Linked DNA regions of Mus musculus: region 1 is linked to region 2. A link is a contact called in ENCODE Hi-C or POLR2A ChIA-PET data. All regions are on one chromosome and are shown on one strand. The core of a region is the stretch at or near the end of the contact, and the rest is flanking DNA. Distances in the headings are between cores, read along the strand shown. Region 1 holds the start of Sowahb (sosondowah ankyrin repeat domain family member B). Region 2 holds the start of Septin11 (septin 11).

Region 1 (3,580 bases), core at 602-3,101, 48 kb after region 2:
CATATAAAAACATTTGTTTCAATAACTACTTTAAGGCGTCAAAGTTATATGGAGTGGGAACAGCTCCTCCATGCCAACCCACTACTAGGTTTCAATTCTAGAAACTGCCCCAAATAGACAGAAACAGTCCTTCTTTCTGACCTAGATAATTTAAAGCCAAGGAGTCCAAGTCCTTCATGGAAAAGTACCAGGGTTCTGTTGGGATTTAAATGAAACACTGCTGGTGTGGCCTATCTGACAGACTGTCAACTGATCAGTGGCAGTGACAGAGGGCTTGCCTAGCACAAATGAGTACCTGAGTTTGATCCCCCAATGCTGGGGTAGGGGGATGGAGGGTGACCATACCAAAACATTGTTGACAGTTGCAGGACCAACATACTCGAGATATTCTTAGTGAAAAATCTGGAACTGTAAAGTGAAGTAAAAGGAGAGGAGAAAATAGAGAATTTATCGCTAGAAACGTGGCAGTCATGGGAGGCTGCAGAGACACAGACATTTGGGGTGGCTGTTAGGGAAGGTGGGGAGGGAAGGCTGCAACGAGGCTGTGCAGAAGACAAAGGGGCTTGAGGCTACAAGAGATAGGTACTGTTGACAGTATGCAAATCAACTCAAGATAAAGAAGAAAGAGAGTCACCCAGACCAGACAGAAATGTAGGGCTTTATGGATGAAGTGTGCTGCTGTGGCTTAACTCTTCCCTCTTCAAAGGGGGCTAAAGAAAAACTTGAATCAGGGTGGACTCAGCAGCCCTTCAACAGACCAAGAGAGTCTAGCGTCCCCTTTCCTGGGGTGGAATCAAATCCTCGTCGCGATTTCAACATTTTAAATGTGTGGAGGAAAACTTGCATTCTCAAAGCAAAGACTTCACAAAGAAGTCAACATGAAACAGATGGAGCGAATCTCTTCTCTTCACAAATCTTAGACTAAATTAAAAAAAAATAACTCTGGGTATCAAATACCTTAGCTAAGGAGATAATTCCTCTGGATTTTGGCTTCCTAGGAAATGACCTCTCTGATAGCGAATCCTCCCCCAACACCTCTGGCACTGAGCATTGTAATATAAGACAATGATGCCGGAAAATGAAAGGCAAAACCCAACCTTCGTCTGTAGCTTTCAGAGTGATTTCGCTCTCAGTACAGACTTAGGCAGGTGTGTCTGAACTCCTTGAAGAGAATGTCCTGGGAGCCGCCTTCTCAGTATCTTGTTATCGACAAACTAAAAGAGATTTGGTTTGGATCTCGGTGGGTTTTTTTTTTCCGGATCCCGCCGGATTCTGCAATTGGGAACCCCGAGCCCCTCCCCAGACCGAGCTAATAAAGAGAAACAGCGGGGAGCCAATCTATTGGACCCTGACCCGTGAAGACTCTAGCTGTAACTCGTGCCGCGGGGAGAGAGGGACCTAGTCGACCTCCCTCTGCTTTAGTTTCTAGCCTGGCGGGCACTCTGAGGGACAGCCAGTCGCCTACCTGCCTGACATCTCCCAGGCCTCGGGGTAGCTGCGCGCCCGGGAGAGCTGTTCCCCTCCGGCTCAGTTCGCCCTCGGCCTCACCTCCCACGCTGCCCGCGACTGTGACCAGCCTGACTCACCCCGGACGGGTGGCGGGGGTTGGGGGATACTTCAGAAGGCGGAGGTACTGGAGGCGGGCTGAGCCCTTCCCCCAGAGCCCAGGAGGAGGCGTAGCCAGAGCGCAGGTGAAACCGACTCCGACCTATCCCGGGAACTTTCGCTGCGGGGACTCGCTGCGACAGGCCAGCGTCGTTCAGGGGCGGCCCAGGAGCCGCCCCCTGCCACCAGGGTTGCGCGCGGGGACTCTGCCTGGGCACCCGCCCCTAGGGACCCTCGGCCCTCCTGGAGCGCCCTGGGGATGCGGGCGGCGCCGGCCTCCGCGGCTGATGGAGGCGGGTGGCGCCACCCTGGGCGCAGGTGACACTCTCCAGGCCTGGGTTTCGGTCGAAGGGGAAGTGCGCTGGGAGCTCGAGACGCAGCCGCCCCAGGGACTAAGGACCCAGCAGCGATGGCCGGAGAGCTGAGCCAGGAGGCACTGCTGGACTTTCTGTGCCAGGCCGGGGGCCGAGTGCGTAACGCAGAGCTGCTGAGCCACTTCAAGAGCTTCCTGCGCGACCCTCACGTGTCTCCAGGCCAGCTGCAGGAGCGTCGCGAGCGCTTCAAGGGCTTCGTGAACTCGGTGGCCGCAGTGCGCCAGGACCCCGACGGCACCAAGTACGTGGTGCTCAAGAGGAGGTACAGGGACCTACTGGGGGAGGAGGGCCTGCAGCGACCGGGCCCTGTAGATGGAAAGCCGCGGGGCCACCGCCGCCGTGACCCGGAGCCGCAGAAGCCGCCGGCAGGTGCGGGGACCCAGGTGGACGTAGGTGGCAGCGCGCAGAAGGTGGCCGGGCCAGACCCCAGCCCGGAGGACAGCCCGAACCAGAGGACACCGGAGCCAGAGGCTGCTCAAGCCAGAGGCAGGTGTGCGGCTGTGGGGACGCGAGGACGCTGCTGCTGGGAGTGCCAGCAGAACGGCTGGGGACAGTCCACCGGACAGCCGCTGCCAGAAGATCTCGGAGACCCTGCAGTCGCCTGCGAGAAGCCGGAGCGCGCTGCACCTGCCCGGGATGACCTCGGAGCTCCGGGGTGGCTGAGGGAAGGAGAGGCCGCCGAGCACGCGCCTGGATCTGTACCGCCTGTCTGGCCTCCGACCGCCGTCGAGGCTGCTGGCAGCCCGACGTCCCCGCCTGCTCTCCCGCCCCACCCGGCGCCCTCCAGAGAGCCACTGGAGCTGTTTACCGCCGGCTCCCCGAACCATTCAACCCAGCAGCTGCAGCAACAGCACCAGCGCACTCAAGAGTGGGTAGCCAGATACCTGCAGGTGCCTGAGCCCGAGATCCAGGCGCCCACTCGCGCCTGGTCGGTGTTGCCAGACAACTTCCTCCAGCTACCTTCAGAAACCGCCTTTGGGGTCTCGGAGACCAGCTCGGCGCTGCCAGAGCCCGCTCTGTCTTTTCATTCTCTCCTTCCCGTGGTTCTCGATGAGTCCTCAGAATCCTGGCCAGGGAACGCTCCATCTACCGTCTTTCGAAGCATTCGTTGTCAGCTGTCCCTCCAGGATCTGAATGACTTTGTGGAGCAAGAGAGCCATGGAAGTGAGGAGAGCAGCAGTGGACCCAAAGAATCTCCCGGAACCCCCGAAGAGGGGCTGCAACCTGTCTTGAGAACTTCCTCCTGGGGGGAGCTCAGGGATCCAGTTGAGGATCTGTTTTTGCCACCAAACGACAGCCCTTGCCTGATCCGGCGGGACCTCGGATATAGAGGGAATGCGCCCAGTTTTCGGAAGGTCCCAACAGTGGCTAAAAGCCTTGGAGACCACCCCCAAGAGCCCTTCCCTGCCCTCAAGTTCCGAAGGTCTGTCAGGAGGAGCTCTCGAACAGGAAGAACCAAATCTCCTTCTTCCTCAGACGAGGAGCATCCTGATGAGGACTTGTGGAAAAGGAGTCGGCGCCCACCTCGGTCCAGGAAACCTTCCAAGGCAGGAGCCCTGCCCAGCCCAAGGGTGGATGCTGTTTTGGTACAGAAATTGGCA
Region 2 (3,680 bases), core at 463-2,962:
AGGACAGCCTCGCACCAATCAACAAGGGCATAATTTGTGTTTTGAAGAGGAAGCCAAAATTCTTAAGAATGTGTCATTTAACAGAGTTTGAAAGGTCTAAAAAGACCCACACAAACACTTAATGATGACCAGGGAACATTTTCTGATTGTGGGGGGGAAAAGTCTTTCAAAGAACCTCAAACTGCAGCAAAACCATCAAATTGAGGTAATGTTGCAGTGACCCCATGAACTTCCTGCTGGGCTAAGACTCCTCAGGGGGTGCAGAAGGGTGTGTGTGTGTGTGTGTAGAGATGTAAGTGGGGAGAGCCAAGAGACTCAGCATCTGGGGTTTGGCAGCTTTCAACATCTAAGACTTTTCTCTGTATCTGCAAAATGTCAGGCCACCACCTGAAGCTAGCTGCAAAGTTCGAAAGGGAAAATTTAAAAAAAAAAGATGGGGTACTAGCCAGGGAAGGACTCCCCCGGAGTCGCCCCCAGGGCAGACCAGGCAAAAGTGGGCAATGAACGTTGACAAAGAAAACCCGAGAGAAGAGGACTCCGCCTTTCCCACTGGGCTTGGCTCCTTTCAATAAAAAGGAAAGGCGGCCACTGCCGCCACCGCCCCTTCCCTCCTTTTCACCCTAGGCTAGAGAGCAGACCCTAAACTACATCCTCAAAGTCCTACTCGCTCTAGCTGGCTGCCGGAGTTGGAAACCCAGAGCCTACACTCCCAGAGGCACAGCCCGTGGCGCGTACCCCAGCCCAGAGCATCCCCTCTCTGACTTCGGGTGCTGGGACACTTCTCCAGGCACGCACCCTCCCTTCCTCTTCCCGGAGCCCCGTATTCACTACTGCCGCCCCCGGCCTGCCAGCCGCAGAGTATTTCAGGACTTCCACCCACCCCGAAAGGGAGCCCTTTGAAAACTTTGTGTGTGTGTGTGTGTGTGTGTGCCTAGGGCTTTGTCCACATCCTGGGCAGGGCCCGGGTCACCCGGGTGGGCGCCTGAGGGTGTCCGGAATTTCACAATGCACCCGGGGGGGGGGGGAGTAAACCACCACGGAAATCCCACCCCTTTGACCCGCTTCTACGGCCGTGTGACACAGCGCTTCAGCACCCAATTCTCATGCCCGGATCGCCCCCAGGGCGCGAGAGAACCGCGAGGAAACCCTCCTCAGTCAGCGCCTTCCTCCTCTGTCACCAGCTAAGCCTTGTGCGCCGTGAGAGAGAGGTAGCTGGGGAAAGCAGCAGCTCAAGCAATCTCTTCTAAGGGCGCCTCACAGAAGGGTCCTTTTCTTCCCACATCCCCGAAACAGGGGCGCGCCAAAGCGATCTAATGTTGCATCAGGTAGGCTCTGAGCCTGCGGGCTCCCCAAGCTCCCCTCCGCCCCAGACGCGCGCCCAAATTCATGCACACACCCACAGCCCCCAACAGCCACCACCCAGAGCCCCCCTCCTGATCCCCGCAAGTCTCCACCCGCACGCGCCCCGAAGCGGAGACCACCCGGCGCCCCGGGATCAGCACGCTAGAGAAGTGAGGCCCCAGTACTCACACTCGGTCTCCCCACCGCCACGGCCATCGCGACTGTGGCTCTGGCTGCTCTTTACCGACACTGGCTGCTGCTGGTGCTCCGGCTCCCGCTGGCCTCCCCCGCGCCTCCCTCGCGGCTGCGCCCTGCTCGCGCCCGGCTCCCGCGCGCCTCCAGCCGCATCTGCTCGCCCGCGCCGCCCCGCCCGCTTTATTCCAGCAACATGGCCTCCCGCCTGGACTCGACCATTAGCTGCCCCGGGACGGGGGTGCAGAGAGATCCCCAGCCCCAGCCGAGCAGACGAACGCAGCAGGTGAACCGTGATCCTGGTCAGCTGATAAGATGATACGCTTTGAAGTCAGCCACCTTCCTTCCTGTGGCTTTCTTCCGTCCCATTAAAGCGTCCTGTGCCGGGACACTGCCCGACACTCCCCCTGTTGCAACACGTGCTGGGGTCCGCGTAAAAGCCTAGGCGCGGAGGTCCCAACCCCGAGCTGCCACGCGCTGCGCGGAGCCGGCACCTGGGGCTGCTATGGGGTGGGGCAGGGAGGCTAGGGGACCGCAGGGTGCAGAGGTTGTACCTCTGGAAAATTGACCTGGTGACACGCCCCACCCGGAGGAGCCCTCTTAGAAGGTGCGGTGGGTAACTTACTAGGGCCGAGCGCGCCCCACGAGGAAAGAATTGCCGGTCTGCTGGGCCTTCCATCAGAAAGGAGACTAAACCAGCTGCTGGAAGCCGTCGCTGTGGTGTGCGGCCGGGCTGGGGACCGCTTTTCCAGAAAAAGAGGACCTAGTCGTGAACGACCCAACCACCGCTGCTGGGGACAGGGAAATTAATTAATTAATTAAAAAAACTTGAGTGCTCGCTGGAAAAATTAAGCCGTTTGTGAGCTTGCTCCAGAGCTTTTCCCACCGTGTCACACTGGAGAGGTTACTGGTGCGAAGAGGTCAGTGGACGTGATATTGGATCCCGGAGACAGACCGGATGACCCAGGGCCCGGAGGCGTGCAAGCTCAATCCTGGCTGCGGGGTGTGGTGCACAGCGAAGGCGAGAAGCGGGTGACAAGTGGGTGCGACTCACAGCACAGGGAACTGGGAGGGCTCCTCCACCACTAAGAAGGACTTCCCCCCACCCCCACCCCCAGCAGATGTTGGAATAATTACAGTGTCTGAGTGGCAGGCGAAATGGCGGGGTCCTTGTACATACATCTGACATAGGCTTAACAGGGAGAAGTGTAATGCGCTGTGGGTGTCCACGCATGGTAGACCCACGATCACGTGAGGATAGCTACTCACGTGAGTTGAGGAAAGTAGGTGACTTGAAGCGCAGGGGAAGAGGCAAGGGAAGGGCTGTATTTAGCCCACATGAACGCGCCCACGGGGCAGGGGCGTGGGGGGAGAACTAGGGCGGGCATCTGAGAGTCATACCTGAGACTTCAAACATCCAAGTTTCTGGGAACCCACTTTTGGCTACGGGATTCAGATGCTCTCTGTCCAGTCTTTGGCTGAGGGTAAGTGACTAGCACTGGTTCACCAGTAGCTGATCTGATGCTGGGCTGCTCTGGTAGGTGAGTGAGGAGCTAGAAGCTGCCTAGAGTGAATTCCACCCTTGGCGGTGGAACCTAGGGAAGAGTGTGTTGAAAGAGGAAGGCTCTGATGTAAAGCCAGATTCTGGCTCACTCAGACCTGAACAGCACTAACTTGTTCTGATTACTCCCTGTTCTATAGAGAAGATGTCTTTTGAGAATAGGGACCTCATTTACACCGTTACACAGTGTCGAGTTTGTAAGATGTCACTCGAGTGCTCCGCAAGAGCTCTCAAAAACAAGAATTACCTTTCCTCTGTGACTCTAATGCAGTGCTTTCTTGTTCTTCGGTTGGGGGTGGGGGGTGGGGGTGCGAATAATTTCTTATTCAAACTTAAACCTTTTAAGATTAAAAGGAGAGGCCCGGTGCTATATATAACCTCAGATGACAACAGGCAGGAACTGTGACTTACTTTCACCCCAGCCATTGTTGCAGATGAACCAGGCCGTTAAGAGGTTGTCATAGTAATATTCATCTCTCAATAGACTATGAACTCAAGAGTTCTTGCCTTTTGGCTTCTAGCACACACCGTACATGTTGAACAGGACTGTCCTCCAAGCCAAACAACTGTCATCTTGGTGCAAATG

The links. Hi-C counts contacts between places; a loop is a spot of excess contacts on that map. ChIA-PET counts read pairs that join two places held with the same protein, here RNA polymerase II (POLR2A).
Region 1: POLR2A ChIA-PET joins it to region 2 with 24 read pairs in embryonic stem cell. The contact joins the promoter of Sowahb here to the promoter of Septin11 in region 2. A Hi-C loop is called at or near these places in 1 of 37 maps with a recorded cell type or tissue (adrenal gland). POLR2A ChIA-PET finds 5 or more read pairs at or near these places in 4 of 5 experiments (Patski and embryonic stem cell).

What each region holds. Positions count from the first base shown.
Region 1 is chr5:93,043,293-93,046,872 of GRCm38, reverse strand. Sowahb (sosondowah ankyrin repeat domain family member B) reads left to right here and starts at 1,851. Exons shown (of 1, transcript NM_175270.4): 1 at 1,851-3,580. The coding sequence starts at 2,015.
Region 2 is chr5:93,091,448-93,095,127 of GRCm38, reverse strand. It overlaps Septin11 (septin 11), which reads right to left and starts at 1,712. Exons shown (of 10, transcript NM_001009818.2): 1 at 1,531-1,712. The coding sequence starts at 1,557.